Linked DNA regions of Homo sapiens: all the other regions are linked to region 1. The links are chromatin contacts, found by Hi-C or POLR2A ChIA-PET in ENCODE. All regions are on one chromosome and are shown on one strand. The core of a region is the stretch at or near the end of the contact, and the rest is flanking DNA. Distances in the headings are between cores, read along the strand shown. Region 1 holds the start of RBM4 (RNA binding motif protein 4). Region 2 holds the start of NDUFV1-DT (NDUFV1 divergent transcript). Region 3 holds the start of CLCF1 (cardiotrophin like cytokine factor 1). Region 4 holds the start of POLD4 (DNA polymerase delta 4, accessory subunit). Region 5 holds the start of PACS1 (phosphofurin acidic cluster sorting protein 1).

Region 1 (2,877 bases), core at 273-2,772:
AAGCGATTCTCCTGCCTCAGCCTCCTGAGTAGCTGGGATTACAGGGGCCTGCCACCACATTGGGCTAATTTTTGTATTTTTAGTGGAGATGGCGTTCACCATGTTGGCTAGGCTGGTCTTGAACTCCTGACCTCAGGTGATCCGCCCGCCTCGGCCTCCCAAAGTGCTGGGATTACAGGCGTGGGCCACCGCACCTGGCCCTCGTGTTGGGTTTTAAAACCCACTCTTTTTTTTCCCCCCCAAACTCTGACTTCACCTTTCTCTTTATGAAACCGTTCTCTTTTTGGGGCGGGGGTGGTGGTGAAGAAGCTGCTTTGGATGGTGGTGTGTGGTACTTGTGTCATCTTCACTCCTGATGATCCCTTTCCTCATAAACTCTGCACTGCTTTTAGCCTGTTTTGTTCGTGTTATAAGTTCTTCCATCCAGTCCCTGCACTCCACCTTTTAACCCTTTTCAAAAGCTGCTTCGCAAAGGGTCTTGACTAAAGTTGCTTGCTTAATGAATATGAAGCAGCCTAAGGATGAGAGAAAACGAGGCAGCAGCTGGACCCTCTGGAGAATGTTACTTTGTATTTTGTTTACAGCTGGTTGTGACTAAGCTCTGTCCTCTAAAGTCGGTTCTAGGGGATTAAAACAGCTCTGGCTGATGGCGCCCAATAAAATAAAACAAAAAAACCTTTGCTGCTCCAGTTTTTTCTCAGGGTGGGGTCGGGGTATACTTTAAATCTCCATGGTCTCAGAAAGGTTTCTTCATCGCGGACCCTGGGAGGCTGGTTCCCAGAGGGAACTTGTCCTCAGCGTCTCCTGGACAGTGCAGCCTCCTGCCGGGCCTACTTCTGGAAGGCCATTACAGAGGTCCTTTCACCACCTGTGAGAGGTTTGATTTTGGGGGAGCTCCGGGACTCTCAAGGCTACAGTGTGGACTGCTGGCCCAAGGAGAAGGTTGGTTTCCTGAAGTGGTGGGTGGTGGGTTGGGGGGGGTCTTCGTTGTTTTTCTTCCCTGGCATGTGCCTGCATAAGCTATTTCCACAGCGTCCTGGCCGCGAGGGGGGGTGGTGCTTGGGAGGTTAGAGGGAGACACCTAGAGTGAACGGCAAAATGGAGCGCGGAATACTGTCTGGCTGTGCACGTGGAGGTGGCGAAATGTGGAAGCTTAACGAAGTTGGCGCCATGAAGCTAAAGACTGCTACCCCGGGGCTCTAGCTCGCTCCGCCTAATGGCGGGCCGCACCCCGCCGGCGAAGCCCACGTTTGTAGGTCCGCCCTCACGCTGATCTCTTGCCCAATCAGCGAGTTCGGCTTCGCGAGGTTGGTGCCCATTGGCTTTCGCATAAAAGCTCCGAGGTTACAGACGTTTCCACCTCTTGCCGGCCTCTTAGGTAATTGGCGTCCGTGGTAACCAATCAGGAAGAGGATCTGAGGGAACGCCGGCCTTTTACTTTCTTGAGTGGCCAATCCGGTTGTAGGCTCACCTCCCCCTTCTACTCAGAGCACTGCTGCGGCCGCCGCCATTTTAGCGTTTTGTCAGAAGCGTCCGCGCCGCGAGGAGGAGGCCCTGCTGGTTTCTGTGCGGGTGAGACTCCGAGCCTTTCCACTGCCTTTCTTGTACTGTGTTAAATCTTCTCTCACTCCCTTGGGCTTCGGGGGTGTCCTGGTAGGTCCGCAGTCTCCACACCCGTCACTGAGAGCCGACCTCGGTCCTCGGCATTGCGCGGTAAGCCGGGAGCAGCCCTTCCCCCACCGCCCCCTGAGAATACCTTGCTTTTTTTCGCCCACCCTGTCCCGCGCCCGACATGGCTGCTCTTGGAGCCTCGAGATTTCCACTGGGATAACCCCCTTTCCCTTATATCTGACAGTTACATTCTCGTTTCGGGAATTTCTCGGGCCGTGAGACATCGTCTGGTTAATGAATCTGAAGCTCTTTTCCGCGGCCGCGCATTTCAGTGTTCGGCAGGAGCTAGGACGGTGCCCCGAGAGAGGCGTTCACCACTCCAGTATTTCCTTTATCTCCCACTCCTCGCTGTCTGATCCGAGTCGCGCGTTCATTACTTCCAAAGGAAACTCAAATGTAGCTATTACAAGGCCCATTTTCCCGGAAATGATGGCTGCTTTGGTTCCTACGTGAGGAAAAGCCTGTTGATAATTTCAGGCAGGCAGTCAGCAAGCCTAGTAGACTTTTGTTTTCTGTTGTCCTCCTAGTGGATAGAAAAGCCTAGTACCCCCATTTCTTCATATGCTGTCTTTCATGCCCATTTCTGTTGGAAGGTATCGGTTCTTACCAAACCCTTTGTCTACTAAGGACCTCCCTATTGCAGACGTCTTCTTATTCTTACAGGTTCATGGCGGCTACTATAGCAGGCCTTAGTTCACTCCCACTTCCATTTGATTATTGTGTGGAGGTGTGTGTGCAGGCGTGTGAGAGAGAAAACTGGAAATATACATTAGAGTGAAAGTCGTTGTCTTTTGTGAACGGATGTGGGCCTGAGGTCTTTTGTCAGATGTCTTGTTTTTCTCTCCCAGGCTCTTGTCAGGATGGTGAAGCTGTTCATCGGAAACCTGCCCCGGGAGGCTACAGAGCAGGAGATTCGCTCACTCTTCGAGCAGTATGGGAAGGTGCTGGAATGTGACATCATTAAGAATTACGGCTTTGTGCACATAGAAGACAAGACGGCAGCTGAGGATGCCATACGCAACCTGCACCATTACAAGCTTCATGGGGTGAACATCAACGTGGAAGCCAGCAAGAATAAGAGCAAAACCTCAACAAAGTTGCATGTGGGCAACATCAGTCCCACCTGCACCAATAAGGAGCTTCGAGCCAAGTTTGAGGAGTATGGTCCGGTCATCGAATGTGACATCGTGAAAGATTATGCCTTCG
Region 2 (2,877 bases), core at 378-2,877, 970 kb after region 1:
GCCACTCAGCAATGCTGATACCCTGCTTCTGAAAACAGGGCTCATCATTCCTGAGGCTGGAGTTTTGGAGGATTAAGGAGGTAACACATGGCAAGTGCTTGGCCCAGAGCCTGGCACTGAATGAACAGAGGATCCTTCCCTCACTCTCCGTTTTCCATCCCCCCTCATGCCCAGCATCTCCTGTCCCCAGCATCCCCAACCTGCATCTCCCTCAGCCTGTATTCCTTTGACCCAGTTAGAGACAGATGAGGAAGGAATCCACCCGCTGGGCTGGCTCTGACCTGCCCCCCTTCTTCTGCCCCAAAGGGAGGGATCCGAGGACTCAGGTCTGAGCCCGGATTAGCTGTGTAATCCCCAGCTTTGCCTAGGCAACCTCTTTCCCTGACCAAGAGAGGGGGCCTGCGGCTGGCAGCCAGGACTCCTGGGCTCTGGGCCTGATACTACTCTATCTGTCTGGGAAACCTCAGACAGGGAAGAGATTTCTTGGTGCCTCTCTTGGGAATGTCACTGACGTCCACAGTGACTGTCACATGCGTGTCAGTTGTTCTGTGGGTTTGCTGTGTGCGGGGCACTGTGGAAAGGAAGAAAGGCCTAGATTCCAGTCCAGCTCCACCACTCAGCAGCTTCATGCCCACAGACAAAGGACAAAATCCCCCTGAGCCTCAGTTTTTTCGTGGACAAAATGGAGTGAACACCTTGTGGGGCTGCTGTGGGGTATGTGAGAAAATAGCTGCAAAGGAGTTTTGTAAACAGCACGTTTTAGAGAGATCAGGAAGGATGATTACAGCACAAAAGAACAGAGATGGTTCCTCACCATGAGGACTGGAAAAGAGCTGGGGAGAGCAGGCCAAAAAGGTCACTCTTATCACGAGGACCACAGCAGAGGGTTCCAGGAAACTGAAAAAGACGAGTTCATCAGGCTTCCAAGACCTCCTGGGAAGGCAAAGGACAGAGGGACCTCCTCAGGTCAGGGGAAAACCGAGGGAGGGGGACAGCCACACAAACGCCCTAAAGTCTAATGACGGCAGAAAGGGGTCTTGGGGGACGGGGGTGGGGTTCACAGCAGTGGCCTGGGCGTGATGACCCTGGCGAAGGACGGGGTCGCAGAGCCCTTAAATCCTGGACCAGTGGCTGATTCCAAAAGCAGCAGGGACCATGCCAGGATTTTGGGCAGAAGCAGAAAGTGCTGGACTCTCCTGACAAGAGCTGAGAGAACTCAGCGGCGCCAGCAAGAGTTTGTGCCGTGCACTGACCATCTGCATCCTCTCTGCCTCACCCCAGCCTAGGATTCCGTGACAGGCCCTCTGGGAAGAACTCCGCGAACAACCCCCTGCCTTGGAGTCTGCAATCCTTCCTCGAGCACACGGACGCCCGGGGTGGGGAAGCCCACAGTCTGGCAGGGCTCGCACTGGGCAGAATAATTGCAACGTAGTCATGAGGATCGGGCTATGACCTGCCTGACTTTTCACTCCTCCCATGATACACCGATGCATACCGCAGGTGCACACTAAACGCCGAATCTATAGAAAGTGGAACACACCAGGACCCAGCAGAAGGCGACATGCGAGGTTTGTTTACTTGTGGCATCAAAGGCTGGGAGCCGGCGAGCTAAGGAGGGAGCGAAAGAGCGAGCGGTGGGGACAGCCACCGCTAAATGCCAGCCCGGTGGAGGGAGGAAGGCGGACCCCAGGCCGGTGGGACCACATCTCCCAGAAGCCCCGGCGCCAAGGCACTGGCCTCTCAGTCCTCCCCCGAGGAGGCGGGGCCGCTGGCGAAGTTGAAGGGGCGCAGCGATACCGGTGCGCGGCGCTGGCGTCGGGCGCGTGACGTCTTTCCTGCGCGCCACCTAGCGTCTCTATCGCGCCAGTTCCTCAGCCTCAGTGCTATGAAGGTGACAGCGTGAGGTGACCCATCTGGCCCGCCGCGATGCTGGCAACACGGCGGCTGCTCGGCTGGTCGCTTCCCGCGCGGGTATCTGTGCGTTTCAGCGGCGACACGGTGAGGCCCAGCCTGGCTGGGGCCACGGGTGTTTGGGGCCGGGTGTCGCGGCCGCGCCCGTGCACGAGCAGTCCCTGGGGTCTGTAGTGGCCTCTGGAGAGCCCTTCTCCCCAGGCCAGGCGGGAAGGCCCCCGCTCCGGCCTGGTTGAAGTAGGGGAACGGGTCCCAACGCGGGGCCGACTCCCTTGACCCTCTGACTTGCTGGCTTCCCTTGTTTTACAGTCCTCGGCCTGGCGGAAGTTTTGCAGGTTGTGAAGACCCCTAGTCTTTCATTCTCTCCTTGTCACAGCCTTGTAGGGCGTGAAGGGGTCATTGCCCCATTTAGGGATGCGCACCTCCTGATTTCCCGTCCACTGCTCTGCGCCCTGAAGTGGCTGAAAAGTGCTCTTAAAAGGATGGGAATCCCGTCGCCCTCAGCTGGTGCGCTCTCCACTGGGTCGTGGGGCTCCTCATTTCATCCTAAGTGAGCCCCTCCATCACCTGTGTGTTAAGGAGGCATTTCTTTCCCATCAGTAAACACATTTCGCCTCTTCGGCCGAGGTAGGAATATAAAAGGCCCCTGGCCTACCCAAGTTTTGGTCCAGCAGGGGAGCCAGGCCGGGAAAGGGCCAAGCTGCCACACTCGGCTTGTGGGGCTGTGTGGTGCCGTGATGCAGCTGTGGGTTTGGCCACCGACAGACCTGGGCTCAAATTGGACCTGCTGCTTTTGACTGTGAGACCTTCCATAAGCTCCTTTTGCTCCAAGCCTCAGTTTTCTCCTCTGTGAAACAGAGAAAATCGTTCCTATCAGAGTTCTTATGAGGATGAAATGGGATTTTGGATGTAAAATGCTTCCATCCAGTACCTGCTAAACAAAATGCTTACTAATGGCCGGGCGCG
Region 3 (2,877 bases), core at 277-2,776, 730 kb after region 1:
GTCCGGTGTGAGGGGCAACGTGTGCTCCCGAGCTGTGGCGGAGGTCAGTCGGGGTCAGTGAAAGCACAGAGGTGTCCCTGGGTTAGGGTCAGAGAAGGAGGACCCAGTAGAGCAGCGTGCCCAGTGCCCCCCACCCCTAGCCTCTCTCCAAGGCTTAGCCTCCACCCGCCCGTCTCCCCTCCTCTCCTGGTAGCCCCTCACACCCCGGGGGGAGGGCCAGGCTGGGAGCTGGGGGAACAGGGGTCCTCTGGGATTGGGAGGGTCTGTGGGGAGGGCTCCAGAAGCCCAGCACGGAGTTGTGGAAAGGAAGGCGGGTGGGGAGAGCAAGCATGAGGGGACCTCTGGCGAGCCCCGGGGACTCTTTCGAAGGTTTCCTTCGAGGGGCTCGGCCGGGAAGCTGCACGGCGGCGGTTGCCAGCTGGCCCTCCCTGCTGGCGGTGACCTCTCGCTCTGGGACCCCTCCCGGCGCTGCGCCTTCCCCCTGTGTGGCCTCGGCGCCCCCGGCCCCGCCCCCTCCCGCTCCCGCCCGGTCGCTCCTTCCCCGCGGCGGGGGCGGGGGCGGGGGCGGGGGCGGGGTCCGGGGCACCGGGCTCCGGGCTCTGCCCGGCGCTGCCCTTTCCCGCGCGTCAACTCCCCTCCTGCCCGGGCTGAGCGGCTGCTCCCGCCGCTCCCTGGCCAGTGACAGACTTTTTCCTGCCGGGTCCGGCCCGGCTGCGCCAGCCCCCCGCCAAACAATAATCACTCCCAGGCCACGGTGGCCCGGGGGACTCGCGGCCGCCGCCCGCCGCCCCTACCTGCCGCCGGCTCCCCGGCCGTGGGCACCATGGAGGGTTCCGGCCGCGCGGCGCGTAGCTAGGAAGCCGCGAGTCCCGCGGCGCGGCTCGGCCCGTCCGGCCCGGCCCAGCCAGGCTCGGCGCTGCCCTCCGCCCTCCTCTCCGCCGCCCGCCCTTCCTCCCGCCCGCCCTCCTACCCCTCCCGGCGGGCCGGGGAGGGAGAGCGGCGCGGCCCGAGGTGTCGGCCTCCCCTCGCCTCCCGCCGCCCGGCCTCGGGCTCCCCCGGCCTCCCTCCCTCTTCCTCTCCCAGCCCCTCCTCCCACCCGCAGCCTCGCTCCCCGCCTCGGACTCTCTGGCCCCGACTGGTGCGCGGGGCTCTGGGGCTGCGGCTCCTACGGCCCGCCTCGCTGGGGCTCCAGGTTGCCGCCTCCCCAGGTCTGCGATCGTCCGGGCTCCCCGCCGCTCCCGGCCACCTCCTGGCCCCGCCGTGCGGACTCCAGGAATGCCGCGTCCCCGCCCGGCCCCTCTCGAGGGCGCCCAGCCGTGCCTCCCCCGGCCCGAGCCCAGCTCCCTGGCCCGGCCCCGGCGCGGGGCTCCCGGGGGTCAGGGCAGGACGGGAACCGGATCTCGTGGCTGCTTGGCGGGGCGGGGGTCGGGGCCTCGGCCGCCTGGCTCCTACCTGCTCGGAGGTCCATGGGGCTGGGGCCGGGCCGGCCGGGTGCGGCTCCTCTCCCGGAGGCTGGCGGAGTGGGAGGGCGAGCCGCGGCTCCGGCGAAGCTTTAATAATCCCATCCGCCAGGCCCACTCGCAGGTTTTTTTCGCTCGGTTTCGGATTTTTTTTTTTTTTCGGTGTGGGACATTCTGCAAACTTTTTTTTTTTTTTTCTGACGTGTAAAGCTGTAACCACAAATTGTAGCGGCCCTCCCCGGGGTGGGGGTAGGAGGGGGGAGGAGGGAAGGGAGGGCTTCTGGGGCTCCCTCTCCCTCCCACAGCACCGAGGGGGGGTGAGGTGAGGCGAGGCTGTGGCGGTACCACCCTGGGCCTCCTGGGGGAGGGGGCGGGGAGGCCATCAGTCCGTCTGAGGACTCCCAGGAGCCGGGGGACAGCGCCGGCTTCGGGTGGGCTTCTCCCCAGGCGTTGGCCTGGGACACCGCCCCCTGCCCCCTGTCCCCTGCCGATGCGGGGTCCCTGATCCAACCTACCTCTGCCTGTGCGAGGTCCCTGCTCCCACCCTACCTCTGCCTCCTCATCTCTAACCTTCCCTCCTCCTCCCCCTTGAGTAAATGCAATGACACATTCTCCCAAATGCCAGCGAGCTGGCCTGGGAGCAAGTGATGGTGTTTTTCCTGCTGCCCTTTGTCTGGGCTGACCGCCCCCCCTGCCTATTGTCCCGCCGCTTGTCCCATTTCCAAAAGCTAGAGCTAAGCGAGGCGCTGGGGCTGGGGCAGGTGACTAACCAGCTCACAATGCCCCCTGCGGGGGAGGAAGAGGGCACTGCAGGCCCACTGCCCGGCCCAGAGGCGAGAAGAGGCCACTTGGCGGGACTTTTTCCCTCAAGTTCACAAGGTTCTTCATTCTTCCTCCAGTGACCAGGGAGAATGTACATGGGTGGGGGATTTGTAATTCATTAATCAGCACGAGGCAACGGACCAGTTTCAACACCACAGGCTTCTTGGGTGACTCAGCGGGAATGCTCCGATTCAAGGCGATGGACCGCCCGAGCGTCCCCATTTGTGAAATGTTTCCCCATGAAGACCCTGGCATTCTCCTTCCTTTGGGGTTTCGGGTTGTTGGTTTTTCCGGTGGTGAGGTGGGGGTGGCTTAGCGGTGAGGGCTCCCCCTCCTTCCCGCAGGCCTGGGTTGGGATTTGCTGGGCAGGATACCTGGGGGTATGCCTGGACCCTCCCAGAGGGGGTCCCCTCCTCCCTCTCCAAGGGCTGCCGGGGAGAACACGCTCAGAGGAGGCAGCTCTAACCCAGGGCTGGGGACTGCCCTGCTTCATGATTTTCCTGGGGGAGAGTCATGTGGTCCCCAAGGCTTGGGTGCCCTATAGCCACACCACCAATTAAATCACTGGGTAATAAGTTGCTTTTGTTGTTGTTTA
Region 4 (2,877 bases), core at 101-2,600, 710 kb after region 1:
CCCCCCACTAGCTTGTAGAGGTAAGAATTATTGGCCGGGTGTGGTGGCTCACGCCTGTAATCCCAGCACTTTGGGAGGCTGAGGTGGGTGGGATCACGAGGTCAGGAGATCAAGACCATCCTGGCTAACACGGTGAAACCCTGTCTCTACTAAAAATAGAAAAAATTAGCCGGGCGTGTTGGCGGGCGCCTGTAGTCCCAGCTACTTGGGAGGCTGAGACAGGAGAATGGCGTGAACCCGAGAGGCGGAGTTTGCAGTGAGCCGAGATCGCGCCACTGCACTCCAGCCTGGGCAACAGAGCAAGACTCTGTCTCAAAAAAAAAGAATTATTATAGTGGCGTGTCCTCCTGAGCCAGGCACCTCATAGAATCTTCTTGCCTGTTCAGCAAGGCCTTCCAACCCTCCATCCATTTCTCCCTCAGGTCAGGACAGCAGGGTGACAGTGCCTGGAGAAGGCCCTGGCTCCCCTGAAAGCCCTCCCGGCCTGTCTCTGACCTGCACTGGAAGCGGGGGTCTCCGGGGTGGGTCTTCAGCACCTGCCACACCTCTGGGGGAGGCTCCAAGCCCATCTGCTTGGCCCGACACCAGCGCTGCAGCCGTGTGATCCCTGCCAGGGTGGGAAGAAGACTCTGGAGACTTGTGGGGGGTGGGGTAGAGTCTGAGCTGGAGAATGTGTGTGTTGGGGGGAGACAGTTCCTGAGGGTCAGAGTCACGCAAGCGCTTGGGTGACTTCAGAGACGTGTGGGTGACTGGCTGGGAGAGGCGCCTCCGTGGGGCTGGGTGGGTTCTCACCGGTGCAGGGCCCGTACTGCCAGGCCAGGTCAAACTGCCTCAGCAGCTCCAGCTCCGCTTCCTCCTCGTCGCGGGGCTGGGGCTCCTCCCCTGCAATGACAGCTGCTCTTCAGTACGAGGTTGGCTTCAGTCTCCTGCCCCTCACCTCCCAGCCTTCCTCACCACCGCTTTGCCTCTGCCACCCCGCAGCTAGACCTGGTGTCGGGAGGGGAGGACAGGCCACCTTTCCCTTTCCATCGGCCCCTCCGCCCCTCTAGGGGCCTCCTCTAGGCCCCTCCGTGTCCACTCCTCCTGCCTCCCTCACACCTCAGAGACCTAGCTCGGGTGCCAGCTCCCCCTTGCTGTGCCCAGCGGGCCCCTCCCTCCTCTTCACAACCGGGTAGGAATCAGTGATGAGCCGCTTCCGGCCCATGGCGGCCACCCAGGCAGGCAGAGAAGGAGGCAACTGCGGGGAAGAGGAGAGACCGGCCAGTGGGCGCGAGAAAGACAGCTGCTGAGAGAGACAGACGGGGCCAGGCCAGCGGCGGGCAGACAAGATGACCCAGACAAACCGAGAGAGGAAGTCGCCGGGGTCCAGGGAGGGACGCCTCCCCCACCCCCAAAAGCACGCAAACAGGAAAGACTTCAGCCAATGGCAGGCCGCCTATGCGGGGCGGGGCCCTGGCGCTAGCCAATGGTAGGCAGTGTAGGGTGAGGGGCGGGGCGGTGCCTCAGCTGTGGGCCGCGGGAGGAGGGGCAGGCTGGGGCGGGGGACCTGTCGGGATGCCCCGACTTCACCACCTTCCCCGGCCCCCATTGGTCTGCTGTGGGTCCCGAGAGACTTCAGGAGAGTTATCTTCAGCCTCTCACTTCCCGTTTTCCCTTCCTAGGCAAATGTTCTTTTCAGCTTCGCTAATCCCCGTGGCCAGTTTGTAACTCCCTAGAGTCCAGCTGGAGCCTTCACTCGGTCCTTTGGCCCGCCCCGCCTTGTGGGGGCAGGTCTGGAGGTCTGAAGAGAGTTTGGGCTAATCCAGGCCCCTTCCCGGCTCCCACCCAACCCCCACTGGCCCCAGGAGACCTGGCTGGAGAAGCCCATGGGTTCTGAAACCTCCTTTCTCACAGTCTGTGCCCAAAGATGCTGCCCACTCTTAGTCCGAGTAAGTGTTTGCCGTTTTGACTCTCCTGGGGTCCCAAGTCGTGTCCGGCCCGCCCCACCAGTCAGGAAGATTCCATACTGAGTAGGAAGGCAGAGCAAGGGTCTGGTCCCCCCACCACAATGTGTTTGGATCCCTAGTTCTTCACTGGCAAAATCTGCCCTGTCTCTCACAATAATGTGAGTCTGAGCAGAAAATATTAATAATAAACCTAACACTCATTGCACGTACCATGTGCCAAGTACTGTTCTAAGCACTTTCCCACATGTTAATTAAAATAGATGTCAAAAAGTTTTTGAAAGTAGGAAGTATAGCTAAATGATTATCACTGCTGATAGTCACAGGCATTGTAGGGCCCCAATCAAACCACAGTCTCTCTTGCACCCCAGGAGCTCACTGTCACAAGGCAGACAGATGCACAGTTGTCAGTGAGAGGCTATAATTCCTACCAGAAGAGGGAAAGGGTGGGTCAGAGATTGGTTAGGACCACAGGGATGATTAGCATTGGAAGGCCTCCTGGAGGAGGTGGACTGCTGTAAACAATGTCTCTCAATTCTCCACCCATGACCTTTGTCCCTTGGGCTCCTGTCATCACTGACTCACCCATACTGCTGCCTCCCCCTCACCAACTTCCTGGCAGGAGGCAAAAGTACTGGCCAGTGGGAGTCTGGGAACCAGCACAGGGACCAGCCCAGCTCTAATCACCCTCCAGAGATCCCATCCGGTTCTTCCTTCCAGGGATACTGGGAGGGTGGGGCACAGACTCCTGGGCTGCTGCCTGCTCAGAGGCCTCTGCCTCCTCCTTTCCCTGCTCTGGGGTCTGGGTGTTCTGCACTGGAAGAGGGCTAAGCCACTGGTACACGTGGGCACAAGGGAGGAAGCTGCTCTGGAAAGGAGACCACCAGAGGGGAGGCAGAGGAGCAGGCCATGTCTTCAGGGTCCACGTCCTGCC
Region 5 (2,877 bases), core at 193-2,692, 570 kb before region 1:
GACTTGTCATTTCATGTTCTTATTTTAGACCTGTTTTGTAAATAAAGCTGTTTCCCAAGGAAAGAGATGAATATTTAACACTCCTGAGCCTCCCTCATCTCCTTTTAGCCCCTTCTTGCAAAAGGACTAAAATAGTCTCTTTCTACAATCACTGGGCTGCCCCAGTAACCACGAACATAAACTGGGATTAGACGGCGCATTTGACTGGTGGTGACGCCAACCCCAGGCTGAAATCTGTGTTTCACCACTGCCCTGCTTTGTAGGAAGGCTTGGGGGAAGTACCTCTAGGTCTGGTTTGACCTTACTACTTTGTCCTTGGGGAGTAAAAATAGCCAGATTAGCGCCCTAGCGCGGCAGAGGAAGTAACAGTGGGCTTGGGAAGTAGGCCAGGGCAGGCCTTCCCAACTGACCTTGTGACCAGAAGTTCAAGTCCTTACCTGTGCGACAACATAGCTCAAAAGCTAAATTGTCTTGAGTCCATATGAACCCTTGGGTTCAAGCAACACTAGTCGCTGGGGTTTGGGATTTGTATGTGGGATGGGGGGACTTACTTTCTCCAGGTTGTAATCTGGTCCTGAGCAGCCTTTCTGACAGACTAGAGCAGGCTGGATCACTGGCTCCCATGGGCATTTGCCAGCCTGTGGGGAGGGTAGTCATGCGCTGCTGTTGTACTACTGTTGGTGTTTAAGTGCACCAGTGGAGGCGCTCACTTGCCGGAGGGTTCAAGATGGTCTCGGGGTTGTGGGGGGCATGATCCAGATAGGACGTGGCAGCTGAGCTAGGCCTTAGGAGGAATGGAATTTTAGAAATTTGGTAAGCAACAAAGCACTGGCACTCTAAAGAGGCATTTGGGGGGTAGGGAAAGAAGAGGAAGGTTGGCTCCAGATGGGCCCCGGGGTAGCTTGAGAATTCACTTATGCGAAGAACCTTCTGGACTCCAGGTCCCTGAGCCCCCGCTTGCCCTCGGGGCGGGAACTTCCCGGATCACAGGCACCCGCGGTGGCAGCGGGCCCCGGGTCTCCGCCGACCTCTCTGTTTGCCGGGGCCGCAGGGCAGGGCTAGGTCGGCAGGCGGAGAGCCGGCTTCCCCGGGCAGACCCCCACCGCTGGGGGCGGGTTCCGCATTGGCTCCGAAGACCCGAGGGGCCGAGGCGCGCTCCCGCGGCGGCCCCCTCCCTGCAGGGACCGAATCCCGGAAAAGCCGGGTTTCCGCTGGCGGGGCCGCGGCCGGCCGTGGGCGGGGAGGGGAGGAGCGGGGGCAGACTGGCAGCGGATTTGAGGGCAGGACCCGTGGGCGCGCGCTGGCCACAGACCACCCCTTCTACTCCGCGGGAGCGAGGGGCGCGCGTGGCTGCACGCAGGGCGCGAGCGCGCCCGGCCCGGCCCCTCCGCGCTGGGTGGGGCCGCGCGGGCCGGGCTCCCCGCCCCCTCCCGGACACGCCCACCCGTGTCGGCCTCGCGAGCCGCAACAGGCAGCGGCGGTCGAGCGCGAGGCCCGCGCGCCCAGAGGCCCCGCGCGTGCGTGCAGCTCGCTGGCTGCTCGCGCTCGGGCAGGCGGGCTGAGGAGGCTGCCGCGCCCCCGCCGCCGCCGCCGCGGGGGAAGCCTGGGAGCCAGATCGGCGTCGCCTCGGCCTCCGTAACCCCCGCCTAGCCGGGCCATGGCGGAACGCGGAGGGGCGGGCGGTGGTCCCGGAGGCGCCGGGGGCGGCAGCGGCCAGCGGGGATCCGGGGTCGCCCAGTCCCCTCAGCAGCCGCCGCCGCAGCAGCAGCAGCAGCAGCCGCCGCAGCAGCCGACGCCCCCCAAGCTGGCCCAGGCCACCTCGTCGTCCTCGTCCACCTCGGCGGCGGCTGCCTCCTCCTCGTCCTCGTCTACCTCCACCTCCATGGCCGTGGCGGTGGCCTCGGGCTCCGCGCCTCCCGGTGGCCCGGGGCCAGGCCGCACCCCCGCCCCGGTGCAGATGAACCTGTACGCCACCTGGGAGGTGGACCGGAGCTCGTCCAGCTGCGTGCCTAGGTGAGCGCGGGAGGGTGCGGCGGGGCGCCGGGGGAGCGGGGTGGCCGCCGGGGCCCAGCCCTCCCCGCCCCAGCGCCCATGGGGTCCCCGCCCTCCATCTCCCCGACTGTCCCGCGGCCCGGCCTGGCTCCAGCCAGGCCTCCCGGGACTCCTGCCACGGGGACCCGCCCTCTCCTGGCAGCCCCACCTTCTGCCTGGGGCCGGGACCACCCTTCTGTCCTCCCCGAGGGACCTTCTGGCCTCGGCCCCGGGCTTTCTCCGATTGGGCTGACCGAATCCGGCCTTCCTGGCAGTCAGTTTCCCTGAGTAAGTCACTCTCCTGCCTCGCCGGCGCCGGGAGCTGTACATACATGGATGTGGTATAGATCTCTTGATATTATTATTTCCCAATAGACTCAGCATGTGCCAAACTCGATTGTCACCTCTTGCAGGTAAAGCTCATATAATCACCCTAGGGGCTTCTCATTAGCCTTCGGCACACATGTTCATTTGAACTTCATATTACACACGTTCTGTCCCAAGCGCTAGGCTCTTAGTTTTGGGGCCCTATTTAATGTGTCCTCAAGTGTATTTTTACCTCCCCTCCCCCACTAAAACTGGTCCCAGAATCTCCCAGCTCTGCAGGGCTGTATGAAATTACTGCCTTGTTCCTAAATTCAATCCATTGCTCTCTGTCTGTTGGAACCATCTGGGGACTTTCCTTCCATTGGCAAAATAGGCCTGAGTTTGGGAATATTTTCTGTTTTTGTATTGGCAAGGCAGTCTGTCTCCAACTCTGGGGACAGGGTGCTGTGTCTTACAGTTTGCCACTTGAATAAGACGGTGTGTGGAGCTGGTTTCACCCAGAAAGCCCAGAGAAGTGCC

The links. Hi-C counts contacts between places; a loop is a spot of excess contacts on that map. ChIA-PET counts read pairs that join two places held with the same protein, here RNA polymerase II (POLR2A). Pooled maps may share reads with other maps.
Region 2: a loop to region 1 is called in a pooled map, with 4 times the contacts of the local background. The contact joins the promoter of NDUFV1-DT here to the promoter of RBM4 in region 1. A Hi-C loop is called at or near these places in 1 of 50 pooled maps. POLR2A ChIA-PET finds 5 or more read pairs at or near these places in 2 of 52 experiments (B cell and HEK293).
Region 3: a loop to region 1 is called in a pooled map, with 4 times the contacts of the local background. The contact joins the promoter of CLCF1 here to the promoter of RBM4 in region 1. A Hi-C loop is called at or near these places in 1 of 50 pooled maps. POLR2A ChIA-PET finds 5 or more read pairs at or near these places in 4 of 52 experiments (GM10248, MCF 10A, PC-9 and 1 more).
Region 4: a loop to region 1 is called in a pooled map, with 6 times the contacts of the local background. The contact joins the promoter of POLD4 here to the promoter of RBM4 in region 1. A Hi-C loop is called at or near these places in 1 of 37 single-sample maps with no recorded cell type and 5 of 50 pooled maps. POLR2A ChIA-PET finds 5 or more read pairs at or near these places in 1 of 52 experiments (GM12878).
Region 5: a map of adrenal gland shows a loop between it and region 1 (5-fold over the local background). The contact joins the promoter of PACS1 here to the promoter of RBM4 in region 1. A Hi-C loop is called at or near these places in 1 of 168 maps with a recorded cell type or tissue (adrenal gland) and 4 of 50 pooled maps. POLR2A ChIA-PET finds 5 or more read pairs at or near these places in 1 of 52 experiments (WTC11).

What each region holds. Positions count from the first base shown.
Region 1 is chr11:66,637,181-66,640,057 of GRCh38, forward strand. It overlaps RBM4 (RNA binding motif protein 4), which reads left to right and starts at 1,523. Exons shown (of 4, transcript NM_002896.4): 1 at 1,523-1,572; 2 at 2,520-2,877. The coding sequence starts at 2,532. All of the region lies in intron 1 of RBM14-RBM4 (RBM14-RBM4 readthrough), which reads left to right. RefSeq lists enhancers at 974-1,687, 1,452-1,821, 1,688-2,399.
Region 2 is chr11:67,605,079-67,607,955 of GRCh38, forward strand. NDUFV1-DT (NDUFV1 divergent transcript) reads right to left here and starts at 1,628. Exons shown (of 3, transcript NR_130935.1): 1 at 1,541-1,628; 2 at 815-933; 3 at 1-25. It overlaps NDUFV1 (NADH:ubiquinone oxidoreductase core subunit V1), which reads left to right and starts at 1,858. Exons shown (of 10, transcript NM_007103.4): 1 at 1,858-1,998. The coding sequence starts at 1,927. RefSeq lists enhancers at 1-467, 1,367-1,426, 1,807-1,936.
Region 3 is chr11:67,372,072-67,374,948 of GRCh38, forward strand. It overlaps CLCF1 (cardiotrophin like cytokine factor 1), which reads right to left and starts at 1,527. Exons shown (of 3, transcript NM_013246.3): 1 at 1,453-1,527. The coding sequence starts at 1,468. All of the region lies in intron 2 of LOC100130987 (a long non-coding RNA gene), which reads left to right. RefSeq lists silencers at 916-1,255, 1,816-1,865.
Region 4 is chr11:67,352,196-67,355,072 of GRCh38, forward strand. It overlaps POLD4 (DNA polymerase delta 4, accessory subunit), which reads right to left and starts at 1,351. Exons shown (of 4, transcript NM_021173.5): 1 at 1,108-1,351; 2 at 793-882; 3 at 496-607. The coding sequence starts at 1,204. All of the region lies in intron 2 of LOC100130987 (a long non-coding RNA gene), which reads left to right. RefSeq lists enhancers at 31-613, 614-1,195, 1,189-1,238 and a silencer at 1,419-1,668.
Region 5 is chr11:66,068,830-66,071,706 of GRCh38, forward strand. It overlaps PACS1 (phosphofurin acidic cluster sorting protein 1), which reads left to right and starts at 1,443. Exons shown (of 24, transcript NM_018026.4): 1 at 1,443-2,013. The coding sequence starts at 1,658. It overlaps SF3B2 (splicing factor 3b subunit 2), which reads left to right. Exons shown (of 22, transcript NM_006842.3): 22 at 1-479. RefSeq lists silencers at 1,003-1,622, 1,633-1,682, 1,833-1,962, 1,973-2,122, 2,183-2,387.